3 separate regions of the Homo sapiens genome follow, and regions 2 and 3 are each linked to region 1. Evidence: chromatin loops called from intact Hi-C (ENCODE). Cell type or tissue: ovary. All regions are shown on one strand.

Evidence for each region. Hi-C counts contacts between places; a loop is a spot of excess contacts. Peaks named below come from ENCODE experiments on the same cell type or tissue, not always from the same donor. Only the 100,000 strongest peaks of a DNase experiment are listed, where the experiment ranks them.
Region 2: it touches region 1 in a loop (2.0-fold over the local background); 4 of 110 quality-filtered maps call a loop at or near these places.
Region 3: it touches region 1 in a loop (2.2-fold over the local background); 3 of 110 quality-filtered maps call a loop at or near these places.

Annotation. Positions count from the first base shown.
Region 1 is chr16:12,092,194-12,100,193 of GRCh38, reverse strand. The region is part of intron 11 of SNX29 (sorting nexin 29); the gene reads right to left. Among named protein-coding and RNA genes, the nearest start is that of SNX29, 120 kb to the right of the region's middle. RefSeq lists enhancers at 2,348-2,642, 2,571-3,504. In ovary, a CTCF peak has its summit at 4,820 (motif pointing left); DNase peaks (open chromatin) are centred at 2,393, 4,193 and 4,793; H3K27ac peaks cover 3,592 bases.
Region 2 is chr16:12,157,957-12,165,956 of GRCh38, reverse strand. All of the region lies in intron 13 of SNX29 (sorting nexin 29), which reads right to left. Among named protein-coding and RNA genes, the nearest start is that of SNX29, 190 kb to the right of the region's middle. RefSeq lists an enhancer at 2,219-2,719. In ovary, no CTCF peak of the experiment used is centred here; a DNase peak (open chromatin) is centred at 3,757; H3K27ac peaks cover 2,056 bases.
Region 3 is chr16:12,401,017-12,409,016 of GRCh38, reverse strand. SNX29 (sorting nexin 29) reads right to left here. Exons shown (of 21, transcript NM_032167.5): 18 at 5,488-5,569. Among named protein-coding and RNA genes, the nearest start is that of SNX29-AS2, 32 kb to the right of the region's middle. RefSeq lists enhancers at 1,846-1,975, 3,502-3,601. In ovary, no CTCF peak of the experiment used is centred here; no DNase peak of the experiment used is centred here.

The DNA of each region.
Region 1 (8,000 bases):
AGCAGGCCTTTGTAAACATTTGGTGAATGAATGACTGAAGGATGAAAAGCCAGAAGGTATTGGGCTCACAGTTTAAGAGGTGGGCTTTGAAGTCCCATGCTCTCCCACCAAGGACTCCCTATGCTGGACAAGTTCCTCCATCGCTGAGCCTTGATTCTGCTCAATGAGAGAGAGGCGATAACAGTAGCCGCTGCATGGGGTCGCTGCAAGGACTAGACAGGGGAAATCCATGTCCAGTACTGAGCACAGTGCCTGCACACTGATCAAGTACCATCATCCCGGGTTCATCATGCCTAGCGCTCACAGGAGAGTGCCACTCCAGAGATGGATTTGCATTTAGGGTCCTTCCATCTCAGAGCCAGGCAGTCATGAGGGCACTGCACCACAGAGGGAGGTGGGCTAGCACCCCAGGAACATAGGCACAATAGGCATTCTGCTCCGTCCCTCAGCCCAGGGATCCACACTCCACGAATCAAAAGGGCACAGCAGGCTGGTGCAAGTCCTCCCAGATGCTGGTGGGAGTCTGAATACAAAAGGGTAGAGGGCATGGTCAGAACTGGGCTTCCTTCTGGAGGCCGACAGGACTCCACCCTCACCGGGAGTCCGGGCCAGAACGCTGTGGGGGACCCAAGAGCCAAGGGCAGAGCCGCCCTCAGACAGGCTGCATCTGCTCCTGTCCCTGGAGCCTCCCTGTTTAGGTCACTAAATACTGAGCTGCCAGCTGTCACCTAACTACCCAGGAACAATGCAGCACCAACTCACTGGCCCTTCCTCACACATACCCAACTCCCCTACGAGCTACACAACCCCATTCAAAAATCACGGTGCCTCTTCCTTCCTTCAGTGGAAGAGGAGATGGGAGGTTCGAGAAGAATCAGGGAGAAGGGCAGTACAAGAAAACGGAACCAAGGGCCCTGGGTTTAGTGCTGAGCTGACCACCTCGCAGACTCAGACACCACTCTCTACCTACTTTATTTTAGCCAATGTTCACAGCAAACATGTGAAAGACAGGTAATTAGTCCCATTCTGCAGAAGAGAAAACAGAACCTCAGCAAAGTCACCAGCCACAGCCATGTATCTAACAACAGCCTGAAACCTAAGTGTCTCTTTCCTCATGAAGTGCTCTGTGCTGGAGGGGAGCCACCAGTTCTCTGACCTCCCATTTTCACATGAAGTAGGTCCCCACTCCCCAGTTCCCACCCTCACTCTTTCTGTCCCGTACTCTCTGCTCCCACAATGCAGGGAGTGACCTGGCCCACTTGGGCCAGACAGGAGGCGCTCTTCCTCAGCTCAGCTCCTGTGGGTTCTCTCAGAGCCCACCCACCTGTTCACCTCCCCACAAGGTGTGCTCAGGAACTGCCCTGAGGGGGGTCTCTACCTCTGACTGTTAGACTCAGGGACGAGGTTTTGTAAGCCCACCTTCCCACAGGTTCAAAGCTCTGTTTTCCAACCAGCTTTACTGATGACAAAGCTAGCCTCTTGATCTTCACGTGTCTGTCTGTCTGGAGGAGGTGACGCCTAAGCTGTGTCTTACAGGATGAATAAGCACGACCCAGGCAAAAGAGGAGGAGAGGGGAGGGTGTCCCGGCAGACGGAAGAGCATGAAACTGAATCGGGCGCGCATGAAACTGAATCGTCTGCGCACATGAAACCGACGGTGTGTACAGACACCTGGAAGCAGCTGGGTGCTGCTGAAATGCAATGTAACGTCCCATCAAAGGGCACGCGGTGGCCACTGCAAGTGGGAGCTCCAGTATGCCCAACCCCCTATTCAACTGGGCAGCGACGTTCTTCCAGAAGGTGAACTCCAATGGTTAGAGTCCTGGACGGGGAGCAAGGTGGCTGATGTGGGAGTGGAAGAGAAATCCTTTACGGTATCCCATACGTACCTTTTGAGTTTTGTTCCATGTAAATATATACTTATGCAAAACAAAAATTTAAATACAAATTTTTAACATTAATATTTAAGGTCTAGGGCAGGAGGGAGAAGAGGAGGAGGAAAAGGAGTTGAAGGAGGGGGCAGGGGAAGGGTTAGAACTGCTGGGCTGCAACCAAAACGTAAGCACCCCGGCCACGTACTGAGCGTCCTCTGGGCCCAGCGTGTGCGGGCACTGCACATGGCAAGTGCTATTCACCTCCTTTTGGAAATAAGGAAACGGACAAAGTAAATGGCAAAGCCAGGACGTGAGCCCTTCATGTGGGACTGCAGGAGCCTGGGGTGCTCTCCTCCAGGGCGGTGCAGCTCCCCCAACTTTAATGAAGCAGCCCAGTCAGGCTACTCCTTCCCAATAAACTCACACCCAGCTGCCTCCCCACCACCCCCGCCTTCCAACTTTACAAACTGAGCTGTCCCAGCTCAAACAAAGCTGACATTTCAAACAAGTCTGACCGCGTCTCATCCCCTGAGCGAGAGGCCCATTTTGGATTGGCTCTGAATTGCATCAAACGGTTACATAAGCTGCTGCCTGGCCCAGCTGAGATAGCCGGCTAGAAACCTCCAGACCAAAAGTTGATCCTAGCTTAGAGTTCAGGGACAGCCCTTCCTGAAAGTCTGTAAACAAATTAAGAGTCTGAGCTGTTAGGGAGGTCAGGAGGAATGCAGCAGACCTCAAATAAAATGAACAAATGCTAAAAAAGACCAAAAAAAAAAATCATGTGTGGCCCAAACCAAGAGCACAGAAATGATACTGAGACCTTGTGTACTCACTGCAGCCTGGATCATTAACCACAGACAAGTGAGAGCCTGGTGAGGCAGGGAACAACCAGCCAGATGCGGGAAGTCGGCCTGAAATACAGCCCCTTCAAAATGCCCTCTGGCTTGGTGCAGGGTCTCCAGGTGAAGCTAAAACATATTCTTCCCGGAGTAAGAGCCTAGCTGTGCAACCCAGCTCCACCGGCCACTGGCTGTGTGATGCTGGCTAGGTTTATCTACCGCTAAGCACTCCCGTCTCCTCTGTGAAATGGGGATCACCGCAAGCTCTCACAGGATCGCAGACATGCGTGAGTTAACGGGTGACAAGGACAGACTCAGTACTCGGCAGCACCATCACCAATGCTTCCTCAAGGGCTTCATAATGGCGACAACAGCTCCTCAAGCCCATCCCGACATCCTGCAGTGCTTAGTGACGGAACCAGAGGTGCAGCCTGGAAGATCACTGTCAGCCCCCTTTGCACACTGCAGGGAGGTTCCCTTCTGGCCCAGCATCCCCATCTGTGCAAGACCTCCTGACCTCCCCTGCACCGAGCCCTTAACCTTTCCCTCCTGTGACCCTCTGGACCTCAGCCACCCTATCCTTGCTACATTCATCCTGCTGTCATCGGTTCCTCCTTCCCCTCCTGGGAGCAAGGAATCCAGGGTCTATATGAGTGACCAGCATCCAGCACTGGTCTTTTTCCAGGTAAGGAGTTGGGAGCTGTACTGCATAACCTAAAACTTCCATTAGGAATTTCCCACTTCACGGGGAACTCGTTCCCATGGGTGGATCGAGTGGCGGTTGTTCAGTGCCACAGATAACAAAGAGTACATCACTCCCACATGACCCCATTGCCTCCCGTTTTGCCCCATCCAATCATTCATCATTTCTTTATTACCATAAAACTCCACTAGAATGCTCTGTGGGCAGGGCCCATGTGAGAAGAGCTAACATCTCCTGAGTGCTGAGCGCAATGTCAAAGCACTCTCTGTGTATGAACTCATTTAGTCCTCACAACAGCCCATGGTGCTGGCACTCTTAAATCTGCATTATAATGATGGGGAAATTTTAACATGTGACACAGAGCTTGTGCATGGCCAAGCTGGATCCCCACCTCTGGCTCCTCAGCACCTAGAACTGCGCCCAGCACATGAGAGATGTTTGGTAAATGTTTGGTGAATGAATAAACAGATGATAAAGAAGTGAGGCATGTCTAAATGCCATCTGGAACCTTCCAATTACTAAGACACTAAGACAGTCACTGAAGGGCTAATACACAAAATTCAGTGGGAAGTTTCCCCTTTAAAGAAAGATGCCCAGCGTGAGGGATCTGTGTTGGCCACGTCACCTAGGTTCACTTCTCGGCAGTTAAGGGGCAGGGGGCTCAGACTGCAGCCGATTTAACGGCCACTGCCCCACCATCTCATCCTAAAATTTTATCATGAAGCCCTTAGCCAAGCAAGCAGCTGGCTGCGGGGCCTCGCATCTCTCTCTGATGTTACTACAGCACTCCTCAACTTCATTTCTGGAGCTGCCGAATGTTTGGAATTGTGTTGCTAGGCGATGAGCCAGAACGCCTCACTAGCGTTGAGAATCTCTTCCAATAATAGCCAAGAGGAAAAAAAAGGACCCCCTCAACACAGCCTATTGACAAGTAAGGATGTTTTTCTTGCCCTCTCTGCCCTGGCTCACAATCAAAAGCTCTAACAAATTAAAAGGAAACAAATGGGCCGGATGGTCTGGGCTCACCTGACTCTATCACCTTCACTCCCCAGCCCCAAAAAAAGGGGCAAGAAGGCAACAATCGGGATTCAAAAGCTGAATACCCACAGCTAATCAATTATATCTCATGAAAAGCAATGACACAGGGGAAATGTTTTCTGATGAGCTGCAAATTCCCTTTTAGAACAGGACCACAAAGTGACTGGCAATGCATGACTGTGCTATACTGATGGTGAACAGAAAGCTGCATGCATGCTTGATGTTTTTCAACTAGAAAAGACCACTGCTCTCAACACCACCACCACTCGCGACCTCACCACTGAAAGGGGTACCGCGCTGGACATGAAAAATTCAGATAACCACCACCCGCAGCTGCGGAAGGAAAGCGGCAGAGAAAAGACTAGGGCGCCCCCTGGTGGCTCCAATGTGGCTCTTCCTGAAATTGGCAGGAATAAAGCCTGAGCCGCTTTCTTGCAACCTCCAGCTCCCAAATAACCATATATTCAAACGAAATTAACTCAAGAGTAGAAACTTTGTTGTTAAAAAGGAGGTGAAGGGAGACAAGGCTGTTGTAAACACCAACAAATATCAACTGAATGAATTTTGATTAAGATCTAGTAAAGTAGTACCAGTGAGCTGGTTTCCGCAGCAGTGACGGTACTTCCGCAGCTACGGAGTCAGGATCACTTAGTCTGGTGCATTCCACAGGTCTGTATCATTATGCATCTACTGCCTTCCTAAATCATCATCTTCATTGCAGGAGTGATGGCACGAAAAAGCTCCCAAACATACACACACACATGCATGCGCACACACACAAACAAATGCTCCCTGGGATCTATCATTTTCTTTAGGCTCATTTTTTCCTAAGTTTCATTCCTTGACCTATGCAGGAGGCGAGAGGTTTTAAAAAAAAAGCCTAAGACAAAATACGGTTCCTGGAAAACGGCCCTGCTGCTTCCTTCTGTCTTGGGGTTTCTCAAGTACTGTCGTTTGGGACTAGATAATGCTGTGTTGGGAGGAGCTGTCCTGTTGGGAGGACCTGTCCTGTCCACCACAGGACGTTCAGCAGCATCCCTGGGCTCTACTTAGCAGATGCCGGAAGGACCCTCATCCCAGGTGTGACAACCATATATGTCCCAGACATGGCTAAATGTCCCCTGGGGGTTGCAATCACCCCCAGCTAAGAACCACCATCCTGCGTGATCACTTCCAATTTTCAGGCCTCATAGAAAGAGTAGCCTGGTTTATGTCCTCTTAACCAGAGGGAGGATTGAGGGGTAGATACCAGCTAAAGGGAACTTCAGGGCCTCTGCAGGAGGGATGGTTTCAGTAAGATGGAAAATCAGGTCAACCTATTTGCAGTTCAACAATAAGGCCCAGATGTTGTTTTCAGGAAGATTCGTCAGCAACGTACCCTTTGAGGGTGTTGTTAATGATCACACCTACCAGTTATTCAGTCTTTAAGATGCCAGATACTCTCTTGGATTTTTTTTCCAATTTTTCTTATCAAGGTATAATTTACATAGCATATAACACCCTTCGATAGCTCAGGTGGTAATTTACATAGTGTATCTTCTGAGTATCTTCCATCTGTTAGTTCATTTAATCCTCACAACTGTGTCAGAGGGGTACTATGATAGCCCCATTTTATAGACGAGAACGCTGAGGCACAGTTAGCTTAAATAACTTGCCCAGGTTCCCACTGCTAATACATGTAGGGATGTGCGTAAGAACACAGCCAGTGTAGCTGGTTTAACATCAGCAAGCAGAACAGTAAAAACAAAAATAATGATACCACGATTGCCAGTGTTGCCCCAGACACTATGTGCAATTACCACCTGCTAACTACCTGAAGTGTTTCGTGTTTCTTACTTTTTTCTAAAGCCTGGAACACTCTGAAGGAGAGTCGTGAAAGCAAAGGAACTTCTCCCCAGGAAAATCCACGTATGTGCACAAACACACAAGCACGATTTTGCACACAATTGCAAGAGGTATCTGAAATCTCTAAAACTATCTATGAGCCTCCAATGAGGTTCCCAGATACAACAGACACTTCATATAACTCCCAGGAATCCACCAAGGGGATAATATTACCACCATTTCAAGGACTGGGAAAACGAGTTCAGAGAAATTAAAGCATTTGCCCGGGGTCACATAGATCTTTCTCTTTAAGACACGGTCTCACTCTGTCACCCAGGCTGTGGTGCGATCAAGGCTCACAGTAGCCTACAACTCCTGGGTTCAAGAGATCCTCCTGCCTCAACCTTCCGAGTAGCTGGGATTACAGGCACGTGCCACCATGTCTGGCTTTTCTGTCTTCTTCTTTTGTAAAGAGAGGGGGTCTCACTATGTTGCCCAGGCTGGTTTTGAACTCCTGGCCTCAAGCAATCCTCCTGCCTTGTCCTCCCAAAGTGTTGGGATTACAGCCAGGAACCACTGCACGTAGCCACACAGCTCTTGAACAGCAGTGCTGTGGTCTGCCTGACCCATGTTCTTTCCATCCCAACACATTGCTTCTCAACTTGCCGTGATCACTGACATCAGGGCCCTACAAAACTAAAGGATGTGTAAAGTGCAGAAAGGATTTACATATCTAATATTCTAGTGGCTCTGATGATATACAGTGGCAATGTAAGGGCTGCTGGCCACTCAGAATTAAAACCTGAAGGTGACATTTGCCTTTCACAAAGACAGTTGTTGATTCACCTCTACAAACTCCATAAGACAGCATCTCAGCAAAACAGTCCACAGGGGTCTGGCACTCACACAAATACCATTCTGCCTCTTTCCAGCCCTCTTCCCACATCGGCCAACACCTGGCCTCGGGTATAAAAAGTTATGGGCCAAATGTCCAAGCCAGTGTGTTTACTGATACTGGCTTGCCTAGCCAAAAGCCATTCAAATTCACCTGAATGTCACCACATGTGTAAAGGAGACAGTAGGCAAGGGGGAAAGGAAGACACCTGTCTTTGGTATCAAAGAAACTAACGAGGTCAGGCAAGTCATGAGAAACTTCAGCAGAGTGGTTCTTTAATCACCGCAAATGAGAATGTGGATATTCTGGCTCCTTTCCCAGAACAGATGGTCAGCACCACAAAGAATCCTTGAGGGAAGCCTCCTCCACTTCATAGCTTGCGAAACTGAGGCACAGAGAGGTCAAGCGACCTACTACTCTCAGAGCCAGGATCAAAACCAAGTGTTCCCATTCACTGAGAGCAAATAGTTTGTAATGCATCATTCCACTACAACCAGCTGCATCTCCCTGACACAAGAGGAAAAAAGGTGAAAATCCACTCCCTTGAGCAACTCATATTACCAGGCCTTTACTGCATCCCGAGATAGAGACACAATGGTGATTATAACAGACTGGAGCCCGCCCTCTGGGAACTCGGTTTCAATTCATTCCTGCAGAATGCACTTTTAACTCTCCATGCTTGTTAGAACTAAAATAAACATTAGTTCCTTTGTTCCTTCCTTCCTTCCTTCCTTCTTTAAATGTCTCTTGAACAACTACTTGTCAGGCAGGATTTGGGGGAGGAGGAAAATGGCAATTAACTAGCAGACAAAGTGTGTCTACTCAGG
Region 2 (8,000 bases), 66 kb before region 1:
GGCCTAGAGAGGTGAGGTGGTAGATCCAAGGTCACATGGCTAGTGTGCAGCAGAGCTGGCTGACTCTCATCAGTCAGAAGGGAATCAAAGTCTGGCCGGGTGTGGTGGCTCACGCCAGTAATCCCAACACTTTGGGAGGCCGAGGCAGGTGGATCAGTTGAGGCCAGGAGTTCGAGACCAACCTGGACAACATGGCAAAACACCGTCTCCACTGAACACACAAAAATTTGCCAGGCATGGTGGCGGCGTGCGCCTGTAATCCCAGCTACTCGGGAGGCTGAGGCAGAAGAACTGCTTGAACCTGGGAGGCAGAGGTTGCAGTGGGCCAAGATTGCAACACTGCACTCCAGTCTGGGTGACAGAGCAAGACTCTGTCTCAAAATATAAAATAAAAATAAGTAAAGTTTATATTTAATATTTGAATGGTAAAAAACAAACCTGTAAAAGGAGGCTTACAAAAAATGTTTAGCTGATACAGACTCAAACTAAAGGATTGACTATTTTGCCTACATGTATCATTTTTCATCTTTTCTTAGGCATAAGTGACTTGACCTGAGACAAAAATTGACAAGCAGGTTATCTTTTTATGCCACTAAATTGCTGAACAACTTCACAAGCTGTATATGCACCACATAATAACTAGAAAGCACACTGCAAAAGGGAGCAAGATGTTTGCAGAATGCATGTCACTCAAGCTCCTCTCTTCTTCAGGACAATTACGCAGGAAACACATGAGCAACAGAGATTCCAAAGCAAAAACACAGGCCTACTCGATTTATACTCACTTCCATGTGAAACCATGTATTTCCCACTTAATAAGATGCCAGTATGTCTCCAAAAGTTCTGCTAAGTGGTCCTTATCCTGTTCCTCAAAAGGCCGAACACGACAAACTCTTGATTCACTCACATGATGGCAAATGCAAATTCAAGAACAGCCACAGGAGAAGTGAGTCAAAAAGGCATGAATAAGGCCGGGTGCGGTGGCTCACACCTGTAACCCCAGCACTTTGGGAGATCAAGGTGGGCAGATCACCTGAGGTCAGGAGTTCAAGACCAGCCTGACAAACATGGTAAAACCCTGTCTCTACTAAAAATACAAAAATTAGCTGGGCATGGTGGTGGGCACCTGTAATCCCAGCTACTCAGGAGGCTGAGGCAGGAGAGCTGCTTGAACCCGGGAGGCGGATGTTGCAGTGAGCTAAGATCATACCACCGCACTCCAGCCTGGACAACAAGAGCCAAAAAACTTCATCTCAAAAAAAAAAAAAAAAAAAAAGGCATGAATAAACACACTTATATGAATTCTGCTGCCCAAAGTAAGAAAATCCCATGATTAAATCCAAGCCAAATGCTCAGGCTGCCCATACAGCTTCCAAATGCTGTATGGCCCCTTTCAAAGTGAGAAGTTTCAAGAAATATTATCAACCAAAAAAGTACATACTTGTAAACAGTACTCAATCTTCTCAAGGTTGTAATGCTAGGCCAGGGGCAAAAATGTAGCAGTTGAACTTCTCAAAATCACGAACCTACAGGATCAAGGATTCCCAAGTACATCTTATAAATCCTTATTACAGTCATTCACTATCGCACGGGTTTTCTTAAACCAGCATAACTAGTACTCTATTAACCAGAAATCTTGGTCAACTGGAAATTCTGTTTTCCAAACTCCACTCAAATGCCTTATTTCGTACCTCATTGCCCTCTCACATTCTGCTCTGCGCCCCTCTTGACATTTCTTCCATACCCCACACTCATCCCTACCCCAGGGCCTTTGCATATGCCCTTCCCTGTCTTCCCCCAGACACTGGGAGAGCTGGTTCCTCCTCATCCTTCCAGTCTTGGCTCCTTTGTGCCCCTACACACACACCGCACCTCCAAAATGCTTTCCCCAACTAAGAAAGCAAACCCTCCCAACCAAAAGATATTCCCACTCCATAGGTCCTTTGCAGATTCACATCATCATCTTGTACTGTCTTCTTGAGAGCTGTACTACCTGTGACCTCATTTTTCAATTACTTGTTAACATCTCAGTTCTCCCCACCCCACTCCTGTAGAATGTCCAAATCTGGACACACCCTCTCCTCACCTACACCTGCTCATCCTCTGCACCACGGAACAGTACCACCATCGAGCAAGCCAGAAACAGAGCCTGCATCAGCTTATGGTCCGTTCTCTCCAACAGAGACCGCAGGATGTGCCGAGGCAGGGAACAGTCCTCAGCCCTGGCTGAACAAAAGGTTCGGTTTAACAAATACAAATCCTCCCAAGACCCCACCCTAGACCAAGACCCATGTGGGGCAAGAAGCTTCTATAGAGGGAAGCTTCTACAGGAGATTTCTAGTCTCCTGTTGCCACCAGCCCCTCCATGACTCTCCACACTGCTCTCAATGGAAACGCCTCTCTAACCATGTGAATTCATCGGTGCTGCATCCTCAGTGCTGCTCCATCGCCTAGAGGATAATGACCCACCACCAGGCATGGTGTGCAGGCCTCTGGTCTGGCCTCTGTCCACTTGAGCTCCTCTCCAGTCACCCTCAACACCCTGGGTAGCAGAGTCTAGTCCGTCAAACACACCAGGCCCTCTCAAGCTTCTCGTAAAGCCCTCCTCCCTGCTACCCCACCTCACCCACCTGCCAAACCCCTAATCAGCCTTCCAGACGCAGCTCCAGTGTTCCCTCCTCAGGGAGGCCAGTCCCGCCTTTCTCAGCAGGGTGACCCAATTCACCCTGGGGGCTCCGCAAAGGACATTCCTATCTACCATCAGAAGCAACAACTGGCCAGACGCAGTGGCTCACGCCTGTAATCCCAGGACTTTGGGAGGCCAAGGTGGGCGTATCACCTGAGGTCAGGAGTTCGAGACCAGCCTGGCCAACATGGTGAAACCCCATCTCTACTAAAAATACAAAAATTAGCTGGGCATGGTGGTACATGCCTGTAGCCCCAGCTACTTGGGAGGCTGAGGTGAGAGAATCACTTAAACCCTGGAGGCGGAGGTTGCAGTGAGCCAAGAGCGTACCACTGCACTCTAGCTTTGGCAACAGAGTGAGACTGTCTCAAAAAAAAAAGAAAAACAAAGCAACAACTATGTTGTGTGATAAACACGTGCTTGCCGGCCCTCCAGGGTGTTGCCGCTGCCCAGCACCATGACCTGCATGGAACAGGCATTCCTGGGTCTGCATTCAGGGAACAGTTACTACGCACCTCCTACGAGCCAGGCCCCGTTCAAAGCACTGGACCCAAAGTGAACAGGACACACAAGACCCCACTGCCTTCAGGCTAGCTCAAGGTCATCAACTATGGCCCACAGGACAAATCCAGCCTGTTGTGTATTTTTTGTGGCTTCTTAAATAGCTTTATTGAATAGAATGTGCCTACCACACATTTCTGCTCTGTTTCTGTGAATGAAGTTTTAGTGGAACACAGGCATGTCCACTCATTTATGTAATGTCTCTGGCAGCTTTCTTGCTACAACAGCAGACTTCAGTAGTTGTGACAGAGACCATATGGCCTGCAAAGCCAAAAATATTTACCCTCTGCCCCTCAACAGAATATATTTGCCAACTCCTCATCTACTTAGGAGGGTGTGGATGCCCTGGACAAGCCCAGTCAGCCAACCAAGTATTGATCATTTCAGAGGGTCAAAGTGATATAAAGAAAATGACGCATGGTACTAGGATGGACGATGAGAGGGTAAACAGACGAGGCCCCTCGGAGGCGCTGACATGTGTGCTGAGGCTGGACACCCTCAGAAGGAGCCGACCGTGCTGAGATCTGAGGGAAGAGTGTTCAAGAAGGGAGCCATCACGTGCAAAGCCATCCAGTTGGAACAAGCCTGGTGTTTCAGTCAAAGCCCGGCAGGAAGTAAGTACATGGCACCATCAAAGGGGTTGATGGTGAGGTTTAATAGACCATTTACAGAGGAGCAAGGTGAAAAGAAACCAACAGGGGTGGTGAGGGATTCGGGGGCCGACAATTGTGGAAAGACTGTATTAGTCCATTTTGCATTGCTCATCAGGAATACCTGAGGCTGGGTAATTTATATGGAAGGGAGGTCTATTTGGTTCACAGTTCTGCAGACTGTGTAAGAAACGCGGTCCAGCACCTGCTTCTAGTGAAGCCTCAGAAAGCTTTCAGTCATGGCAGAAGGCATAGGGAACTGGCGTGCCACAGGCAAGAGAAGAAGGGCGGGCAGGGAGGGTGGAAGTGCCAGGCTCTTTTTAAGTAACCAGTTCTGGCATTAACTAATAGAGCAAGAACTCACTCATGACCAAGGGGGAGTGTGCTAAGCCATTCATGAGGGACCCACCTGTCCCCGTGACCCAATACTTCCCATCAGACACCACCTCTGACATTAGGAATCACATTTTAACGTAAGATTTGGAGGGAACAAACATCCAAACCGTATCAGATGCCCACCCTACGCTCCTTCAGGCCTGAAGGGTAAGGTAGACAGTGGCTACTGGAGCCCAGCATCAATTGGGCAGTGATGCCATGCCACTTAAAGAAGCTGCAGCCTCCAGCAGAGAGGAAGACGAGAGAGTAACTGCCCCAGCCTCAAGTCATTCCTGGCAGAGCTTCCCAGTGACCACATGGGCCAAAGCCAACCATAAGTCAGAGGTCGGGGAACCTCGTGATGGAGTCCACCAAGCTGCGCCTCGGGGCAAAGAAGAGAGTGGAAAGGGAAAAGGCTGGAAAGAAAATCCGAGGGGAAAACGCAGCCCATCTGGTATTCCCTGTCTATCCAAAGGTCAGAAAGGTGGTCAACATGGCTTCAAGGGCCATGAATTGAGATAGTATTATCAACCGCAGAACGTGACGAGGTATCAGACACTGGAAATCATTGCGGGACTGATAGAGGGAGGTGAAAATGAAAGATGAAATCATCACTGTATCTCTGTCAAAAATGTACTCGGGTGTGGGTTTTGATCAGCTGTAGCATGTCAGCAATCCTGAGAAAAATCAGGAAAGCAAGAAGAGGATGATTTGCATATCTCGAAATCACACATACAGTCGCTACTCCCGGCACAAGGCCAGAAGTGAAAGCAGTCAAGATCTCAATATTTCAGACCCAAAAGAGAAAGCTCCCACAGTCCAGACATTGATGCTATAATGCCATCAAGAAATGGGGGACAGCACTAACACTTCTGCCATGAAGTTACGTTTTTAAGTGCTCAGTAGTAGCTGTTATTAACACTTGATTTTATTTTGTACAAAATCTCCTTACTTTTTTCTAATCTTCCTTAAGATATAATTCACCCTTTTAAAGTGCATGTCCAGTGGTTTTTAGCATATTTGCAAGACTGTACAACAACAACAACAATTCTATGAAGAGATCATTTTCATCACCCCAAAAAGAAAACCTATATCCATTAGCAGTCACTCCCAACCACCCACACCCCAACCACGGCCCCTGACAACCACTAATCTCGTTTCTGTCTCTAGAAATTTGCTTATCCTAGATGTTTCACAGGAATGGAATGATATAATAACACCAAGTTATTTTTAAATCATTAGCACAAGACTATTTTTCTGGCTGTGACCTTCTAAAGTTGGTGGGCTAATTGGCAGAGCACATAAGCCTCTCTGCTATGTAACCAAGGGGATAGACTCAGAGGGCTGAAAGATCCTGAATCTAAACTAAAATGAAGATTCCTCATGTTAAAAACCTAACATCTACTCCTACCATGCCCCCTGACGCCCCTCAGCAACATGAATACAGTCAGAAAGTGGAGTGGAGGCAGTTCGTGGGGTCCAGCAGACCCAGCAATGGGGCAAACAGTGGGCATCCAGACCACCACCCAGGCCTCACCAGCATCATTTCCACACCTGGCAACATCAGAGTCACGGTGCTATTCCCTGCTGTGGCAAATCTCATCATTCCCACTTGGCCCTAGAACCATTTGTTAGAGACATCTGACTAGCCTGCGCTTTTGGAAAGGGACTTACTTAGAGTTCCCAGAGACAAGAGAGGTGAAGAATAGATTTTCAGTAAAGAAAATTGGTGCCTATGACTGGAAGTGGCTGCCTAGATGCACTGGATTCTAAGATTCTAGGGCTACAAAGAGTGCAGTGATTGATTAGTAATGTCTGCAAAAGCACGGGATAAGGGAGTAGCAGCAAAGGACCTTGTACTTCCTGTCCCTCTCTTAAGTGTTCACCAAGGCCACTGAGCCCACTACCCATGAGGTATGAGTTCTCCCAGTCCTACTGGGGATTTCCTTTCCTTTTTATATTTTTATTTCTAAATGTACTTATTTTTAATAGAGACAGGGTCTCCTTATGTTGCCCAGGCTGGTCTCAAACTTCTGGGCTCAAGTGATTCTCCTGCTTCGGCTCCCCAAAGTGTTAGGATTACAGGTGTGAGCTACCGTGCCCAGCCCCAGTGGGGATTTCTATTCTCCTACTTGTGAAATACACAGCCATGTCTCTATGCAGATGTGGTCCATGGAACCTACAGTCTCATAAAATCCTTTGGTGAAACTTCAGCAAAAGCTTTAGGGAGAAACGCCTGGTCCAAGATATCCGAAGTTGAAGCCTAGAAACAGAACAGCGAGAGTTCTCAAAATCATCTTGCATCTACTCAATACTGGGATTGCTAGTTACTGGGAATTAGTTCTTGAGAAGCAGCCCAACATACAGTGTGCTGAGCCATCGTCTCTGAAAGAATGGAAGGGTGAGGAATGAAGCCAACTCCCTACAATGCTCCACAGGCTATCCCTGGAACTAGGGATTAGGCAGAGAGATCAACTTGGCTGGGTATCGTCATACATCTGCAGGGGTGCCAGCCTTGCTGGGAGCCAAAGAAACCCTTTGTTAGACGGGTGTCCTCAGTAGAGGGCACATGGAACCTTCATTCCAGCTAATTGCTAAGATAATGCAGTTATGCACAAGATGTGCTTTCTACCCAAGCCTACACCATATTAATTCCAGAAGGGCTCATCTAAAACTAACAGGCAGGTGTGTTACAAATCTCATTCTCCGCCCATTCTCCATGATTGGAGAAATGATTCCACGCCACAGGCAAAGATCCTCGTTCTGAGTTGAGATCAAGTCAACAATTTACTGGGCACTAACTAGAGAAAGTGGGACAGAAGTCAATACTTAAACAGACAAGCACTGAGCTAAGGGTTCCCCCATTTCACTCAATCCCCATATCCGCATTTCACAAATAAGGAAACAGGCTCAAAGTTGCCTGAGGTCACACGGCAGGAAATGAGGGAGCAGGGTTCCACTCGGGCTACCCCGAGTCTCCGGTGCACGTTGCATGTTCTTTTCATCATGCCACGCTGTCCTTTTGGCCCACAGCCTGGGTGAGGCATCATATCAATGTTCAAGAAAAGAACTAATGTGAGCTTGGCCTGTGAGGCACTTATGAATCATTAGGCAAATGGACCACAAAATATGTGAGAATGCTCAAGCAGGACTACTGGGTGCCCACATCTGTGACAATTAAAACCGGCTGGGTGCACTGGCTCACGCCTGTTATCCCAGCACTTTGGGAGGCCGAGGTGGGTGGATCACTTGAGGTCAGGAGTTCGAGACCAGCCTGGCCAACATGGTGAACCCTCATCTCTACTAAAAATACAAAAATTAGCCGGGTGTGGTGGCGCACGTCTGTAATCCCAGCTACTCGGCAGGCTGAGGCAGGAGAATTACTTGAACCCTGGAGGCGGAGATTGCAGTAAGCCGAGATTGCGCCACTGCACTCCAGCCTGGGTGCCAGAGCGAGACCCTCTCTCAAAAAATAAAAATAAAAAAATTAAAAAAATTAAAAGTGCTCTACCTGGGAGGTAGAGGCTGCAGTGAGCCATGATGGCGCCACTGCAATCAAGCCTGGGCAACAGAGTGAGAACTGTCTCTAAAAAAAAAAAAGCAGCAGCAACGCTTTAACTCATGCACGGTCAGCTGGAGTTGGTCACTGTACCTAGCACCTGAGAACTTATACCAGATGCTGTGATGTAATGTGAATTATAATACAAGTCTGGGATGCTGGGAAAACA
Region 3 (8,000 bases), 310 kb before region 1:
TCTCAGGACACAGGAACACAAACTTTTTGCAATAATTTGCATTCAACCTTGGCAATGCACAGCACTTCTTGCTAGAATCCTCTGTGCCAAATATAATTCCAGATTTTTCCACAATAGAAGTAGTGGGGGCTCTGTGACTGCACATAGCAGGGGAATTACCTTAATTTCTTTGGCATGTAGGATGACATTTTATTTCCTTTAGAAGTTTTGTTCCTGTCCCCCAGGCTGGAGTGCAATGGCGCAATCTTGGCTCACTGCAACCTCCGCCTCCCAGGTTTAAGTGAGTCTCCTGCCTCAGCCTCTCGAGTGGCTGGGATTACAGCGTGTGCCACCATGCCCAGCTAATTTTTGTATTTTTAGTAGAGATGGGGTTTCACCATGTTGACCAGGCTGGTCTTGAACTCCTGACCTCAGGTGATCCACCCGCCTTGGCTTCCCAAAGTGCTGGGATTACAGGCATGGGCCACTGCACCTGGCCGGAGGACTTTTTCAAGCAGCCACCCCGAGGCAGGTTCTGGGACCCTGACATTGCTCAAACAAGATGTCCTGAGATACTGGACGGCCACAGAAGTTATTGTGGACCAGCAACTGCTCTGACAACTTTCCAAAGCAAACCATCTCAGCCTGGCTCTTGGATGTGGAGGGCTTGCTGGATAATGTGTGCACCACAGTGGACCCAGAGAGGTCCTATGGAAAAGTCCTGGCTTGGCTGCAGGCCTGCCCTTAGCCTACCATCTCAGGGGTGTAGGTGGCTGCCCATGCAGGTGAGATCTTCGTTGAGCTGGGCCTTGCCTTTTGGAATGAGGGTGACTGTCCCAGCTGCTTCTAGTTTTTTTTTTGTTTGTTTGTTTGTTTTTTTGAGAAGGGTCCTGCTCTGCCACCCAGGCCGGAGTGGCAGTGGCATTATAACAGCTCAGTGCAATCTCAAACTCCTGGGCTCAGGCAATCCTCCTGCCTCAGCCTCCCCAGTAGCTGGGACTGTAAGTATGCACCACCATGCCCAGTTAATTTTTACATTCTTTTGGAGAGACAGGGTCTCACTGTGTTGCGTAGGCTGAAATACAGGGGCTATTCACAGATGCAATCGTAGCTCCCTGCAGGCTCAAACTGCTGGGCTCAAGCAATTCTCCTATCTCAGCCTCTGGAGCTGCTGGGACTACAGGCACATGCCATCATGCACAGCTGCTTTTAGGATTTTTAAAGAGCTTGATTCAGCCCTCCTTCAGTAACACAGAATCTCTAAAGACCAGGACCTTGTCAGAGACTGCTTTGGGGGCTGAAAAACATGTCAGTAAATGAGATGCTTCTCTGTGCCTTTGATTCTTCACCTATAAAATGGGGTAAGAGTTTCTTACCCCACAGGATGGCTACAAGGATTGAATGAGCTATTACACAACACACAAACCAGTGAGAGGTGGCTACTAATTATTATACTGGTATTTGTTAATCACAGTCTATCTGTTCCTTTATAGTGCTACCCAAATATCAATCATTCATAGAGCATCATGCTAAACTTTGGACTGTTTTCACGATTGTTTATTTAGTAGCTTTCTTTAAGCTGACTCATTTCCTTTTTACCTAAAATATATTTTAAAGGGGGACTGTACATCACCATGGTAAATGGAAAAATAGAATTCTGTGACATAACTAGGAGGCAAATGTAAAAATGAATACAGAAAAAAAAAAAACAATCTAATTAACCTTAAGCTTGTCACCTGCCAAAGGCAATGACCCCAGCCTTGCTGTTTTTCCTAAGAAAGATCAGAGGGACATGAGAGGTAAGAGAGTGACACAGAGACTTCCTCTTCCAAGGAGCTGGAAGCCATGAAGGGCTGAAAAAGCGGGGGCCCTTCTCCCCGCAGGATGTGGCCTTTCATGGCCAGTGTGGTCCTTCTAAATCCTGACTTGGCACATACACCACCATCTTGCCATCCCACACGCTAGGAGAGCTTGTTCCAAGGCAGCCGCCCTGCAGACCTCTGTGTGTGGGGTAAATGTTCCAGATCTGTGCTGTCCAGAACAGGAGCCATCAGCCACGTCTGGCTGCTCAGCATGTGAAATGTGGTGCAACTGAGGAGCCGAATCTTTCATTTTCTTTCTTTCTTTTTGAGACAGAGTCTCGCTCTGTCGCCCAGGCTTGAGTGTAGTGGCGCGATCTCAGCTCACTGCAACCTCTGCCTCCCAGGTTCAAGCGATTGTCCTGTCTCAGCCTCCCAAGTAGCTGGGATTACAGGCATGCAACAGCAACGCTCAGCTAATTTTTGTATTTTTAGTAGAGATGGGGTTTCACCATGTTGGCCAGGATGGTCTTGAACTCCTGACCTCAAGTGATCCACCCATCTCGGCCTCCCAAAGTGCTGGGATTATAGGCATGAGCCATTTTAATTGATATAAATCTCATTTTAATTAATATAAATCTCAAGAGCCACACATGGCTAGGAGCTCTGGTACAGACAGCGCAGCTCCAGTACCAGGGAGCACCGCTCTCCTGAGAAAGCTACATGTCTTGGCTCTCCAGTCGAATTTATGTTCACTTTGGGGTTATGCCCTTGGTTTCCTTCAAGGGAAATCTTAAGAAAACCAGACAGTGGCTGTCACGGGAATGTAGATGGGGATTGTCTACTCTATCCTTTTTTATTGTTTAATCTCAAATCCTGTGTGGAAATTTCTTTTACAGCTTCTTTTAAAGAATTAACATATTTTCTTATCATTAGCAACAGAATTATCCAAATAACCACATTTCCCTTTCACAATGGCTGCCAGGAAGCCCACAGGAAATTCATAAATCAATGAGTGCAACTGTGTAGAATCTCATGACACATATATATGCTTTCCGCTTTTTCCTTTTAAACCCTTAGTTTACATTTTCATTGACCCTGATGTATTTTTTTTAACCTCTCTTTTATCATTCTTTTTTAGACGTTTCTCTAGAAATTATGTCAAATCTTTTGTGGAATTAAATAGCATACTTGTTTTCTTTTTTTGAGGCAGAGTCTCATTCTTGTCACCCAGTCTGGAGTGCAATGGTGCGATCTCGGCTCACTGCAATCTCTGCCTCCTGGGTTCAAGCCGTTCTCCTGCCTCAGCCTCCCAAGTAGCTGGGATTACAGGCGCCCACCACCACGCCTGGCTAATTTGTATTTTTAGTAGAGATGGGGTTTCACTATGTTGGCCAGGCTGGTCTCAAACTACTGATCTCAGGCGATCCACCCGCCTCAGCCTCCCAAAGTGCTGGGATTACAGGCGTGAGCCACCATGCTTGGCCAGCATACTTTTTTAATTCTAAAATAAGTACTCTTCAACAGTACCAGTATTTTAAATGAGTCACCTTCTATGCAATATCATTTATATAAAGTAAAAACATGGCAATAAAGGATTTCTAAAATGCTTCCAAACACATGCTCTGATTTTGCTCTGCAGGCACCAATCAGAAGCATCATTTGCTAAAAAGAGAAAAATAATTGCATGCAAGAGACACCACTTCACACACCCCAGCATCAGGAAGGCTGCAGAAGGCCAAAGGCGTGGAGTGAAGTTGCTCCCAGCGATGCAGAGCGGCCAGGCCTGAGGCTGGCTGGAAGCAGGGCTGAACCCATGAGAGCTTCACACCGTAAAGGACGGGGAGAGAGTGGCTTCACTGCCACAGTGGCCACTGTGGAAACAATCTCCCAGGCAACGGCATATTTGCTAAGGTCCGTCTCAATTCATAGCTTTCAGGAGCTAAAAATTGCCAAGTTGCTTCATGGGGTAAACAGGGGGAAAAGTCAAAACTGAAAGGTCAAGGAAACCTCTCAAGTGATAACATGTTTTAATTTTGCTCTAAAATAGAGCTGTCTGCTGTACTTTTTTCATCCTCCAGGCTGCACCTTCCAGCTCTCTGATGACCACAATGCAGAACTTGAAGGGTCAAATAAGAAAGTTGGGTTTGTGGGGGACAAAAGGAGAAACAAAGAGAAGAGGATTTTTGAAAATCCATAATATCTAATTCTCCCTTTAAACCGGAGCTGGGAACAACATGAACACTCAAGATTCTCCTATGACTGTTGCCCAGCTGAAGGTGTCAAACTAAAACAAACTTCTCATGCCAAAGTCTAGCTCATCTGTCCCTAAGATTTCCAGTAAGATGTGCATATTATGCTTAGACCTGAGACCAAGCACAGCGGTCATTTGGGAAGGTGAGAAATGAATAGAGTGTCTACTGCAGGCCAGGTATTTCTAATCTCAAAACAGTTTTACAAGATAGATTACTGTCTCCATTTTACAGCTGAAGAAACTAAGACTCATCTAAGGTCACAGGATTTAAACCAGGGATTCCGCTTTCAAGTTCAGTGTCCTTTCTTCAACACCCCACTCTTTGGGGAAAAATATCTTAATAGACAAGAAAATTTCTTCAATAAGTCAATTTCTCACTAAGAAAAATGGCAACAAAATCCAAGGGTTTGCAGAGAGCTCATGGGGAATAAAACAAAACCTAACGACAATTATTTTAGCACAAGCAGACAGGAGAAGCAGGAAGCAGCTGGGGCTCAGCACTGAGAACAAAGCAGTCCCAGAACAAGGGCACACCAAAGCCTGGAAATCAGAGTCCGTGGTAAGAGAGAGGAGGAGAAGGAAGACAGACATGCAGACGAGCTGTGGGCAGGGCTAAAAGAGGCTTCAGAAAATCAGAGAGGAGACGGAGAACTGGAGTCCCCTTGATTGGGTAAAATCACCTCCTAAGCAGACACACATTTCGCTGCCCCAGACACTCAATGCCCACCTGGGTGCGGCTATCCGTACCCCAAGGAAGCAGAGGCGATGTCTACAGGTCCCGCTTGTCCAGTATCCATTGCCCCTTCTTTTGGAAAGAATTCTCTGGCTCTCATTTGGGGAATCTCCTTTCCCCACTCTCAGACATGTGGTCAGGTGAGGTAAACACCCACCCTGGCGACAGTGGTGGTCACATGAGCTGAATCAGGCCAGTCACAGAGTCCGTCACCCAACCCCAAGGTGTAGGAAGAGGCTCAAGATCCAGGACACACCAGTGAGACCCGCCCTTCCAGGCTGAGAACCTGGCGCTGCTGGGGTCATCCTGTCAACCCACGGACAGCTGGCCTGAGAGGGTCACCAAGCAGCAGACACAGGATATGGCAGCAGGTTCCTGATGGCAGGTCCAGCCATGCCCAAGGCCCGACCTACCACTGGACTTTTCAGATGCAAAACAAGCAAACACACATCTCCGTTTCTGCTCATGCAGTCTGAGCTGAGATTCCACAGCAGCCACACTAAGAGCCTGACTGGCACGAAGAGGCCCACCGTATCCCCCTGCCCAACTGAAAGCCACAGACTTCTTCGGCAAGGCCTCTGGGCAGTTAAGATGTGGGTGTCTGGAAGGCCATAGCCTCCTAATCATAGCGCCCCACCACCAAGAGGCAAAAAGCACCACAGCATGACAAATGGGCGTTTTTCCACCCAGCTGTGATGTCCACCTGAAAACCAGGCACTCACCTGATACACGTGGAATGCATTTGCTGCTTTGCCCCGGAGAAACACTGAGGGGATCCAGACGTTGATCAGCGCCCGGTTTGATCTAACCAAAAGGAAGAGAGAGAGACCAACATTAGACATTTTAACTTACAAAAAAATAAAAAATAAAAAAGAGGAAAGGAGACAATTTTCTACTCCAAGAGGTATTATGCACAAGCAATTTATGACAACTTACATCACACCTGATGGCAAGCTAAAGGACAAGTTTAAGTCATCACTCAGTCTGTCTCTCTCTACACACACACACACACACACACACACACACACACACACACACACACACACACATACACACACAATCTGTACTCCGGAATGTGAAAGAGCTCCCTTCAGTTCTTATGGAGTGATCTGGCCCATAATGTATCTGAACCTCAGTCTCCACATCTGAAAATGAAGATAATAACCGGAAGCCCCAAGGACGCGATCACAGGAGGTCACACACAGCAATGCCCAGCGTTTCTGGAGCACCCAGCAGTCACGCTGCCTCCTCACTGAGCTGACTTTAGACCCTGACCCTGAGCCCATTTTAAGATCAGACTCCACAAACGAGCTCAGGAGACCAACACTCATGGCAACAAGGGTGACAGCTGTTTAGGATGGGAGGAGGGAGGGACCAGAGAAAATGACAAGTTAGAAAACCAGGCTGATGGGTACAAATACCTCTCTTTCAGCTTTTCCAAAAACACTGTGTATATGGGTCCAATACACCAAGGTTTAAATTCAAATGCAAAATAATTTACTGAGCACCTACCACGCACAGCTCCATGCTTTTACCTATGGTCAAATCATTTATTTCTCACCTCGCGTGGGCCAGGTGAGGCATGTTTAACAGATATTTTGGTTATGTGATTGTTTTGTCTTCTGTGATGACTTTAAACTTAACTCGTAAGTCACTGTCACATTTGTACCCGGCTGGATCCAAATTACACAGAGCGAATAAGCTGACTGTCCCTGAAACTTCAAGATCAATTGTAATAATTATCAAAACGGTGCTGCACCATTCTGGAAGGGCTGTAAGGTCCCGGCCTTCGCCTCTAATTAGAGCTGTTCCAGGGCTAAATGCTTTCTCCTGAGCTCTCCTTCTCTCTCAAGAGCAGCTCATAAAAACTCGCCAGCCTTCTGGGCTTGGAACACAATTTGAGACACCGGTGATGGAAGATTCCACGACTCAATGTTCTCACAACCTCTAGAGTAAAGACCATTTCATTTTCACAATGACAATAACCCTTCAGGTAATGGGTCTCTCCTGAAATAGCATTTCTTCTCATCTCTGAGCAGAGGAGCTGACCTCCTTTGAGGGGTAAATTAAACCCCATTGATCACTTCCCCAGGGCTCAAGGCAATTTGTACATTGCAATTCTGAGCCATCAAAACTGGTTTGTGTATCTAATCACTTTCCTCCTGGAAAGGTCCCTGAAATTGTATTAGTGCCTAGAACATTCTCCTTTCATTTCTGTGTCAGGCTACAAGGCAGAAATATAAGTAGCACTCTGGTTTTTATTAACTTTTCTGGATTGGTGAGGAGTGGACAACCTCCCAGGGTTAGAGCGAGGTTACCCCAGCCTGGGTTAAATGGTTCTCTCTTTCAGTGCATTGACCACACTGTATCAGAAATTGATTGTTTAAGTGACCCATCTCCCTCCTAGATGTTAGTTCATTTGTTCATCCTTTTGTTCCTTCACTCACTCATTAAACAAGTTTTACTGAGAAGCCACTACTCTGGGTACTGGAGATAGAGCAATAAAAGAAGCAGACAGCCCTTTCTTCTGGAGCATTCAGTTTTAACATGGGAGAGAGACAAATCTCCATAAAATTTACTCTGTTGTGGGCTGGGTGCAGGGGCTCACACCTGTAATCCCAGCACTTTGGGAGGCTGAGGAAGGTGGATCATCTGAGGTCAGGAGTTCGAGACCAGCCTGGCCAAGATGGTGAAACCCTGTCTCTACTAAAAATACAAAAATTAGCTGGGCATGGTGGCACGCGCCTGTAGTCCCAGCTACTTGGGAGGCTGAGGCAGGAGAATCACTTGAACCCGGAGGCAGAGGTTGCAGTGAGCCAAGGTCACACCACTGCACTCCAGCCTGGGCAACAGAGTGAGACTCCATCTCAAAAAAAAAAAAAAAAAAAAAAATTTAACTCTATTGTGGTCAAGGAAGATACTTTGGATGATTTCAATTTTTAAAAATTAATTGAGACTGGTTTTGTGGCCTAACATACAGTCTTTCCTGGAAAGTTACAGGCACTTGAGAAGAATGTGCATTCTGCTGTTAAATCTAATTGGTTTCTCATGTTGTTCAAATCTTCTAACCCCTTACTGATCTGTCTAGTTATCCTATCCATTATTAAAAGTGGGGTACTGAGGCCGGGGGCTGTGGCTCACGCCTGTAATCTCAACACTTTGGGAGGCCGAGGTAGGCGGATCACGAGGTCAGGAGATCGAGACCATCCTGGCTAACATGGTGAAACCCTGTCTC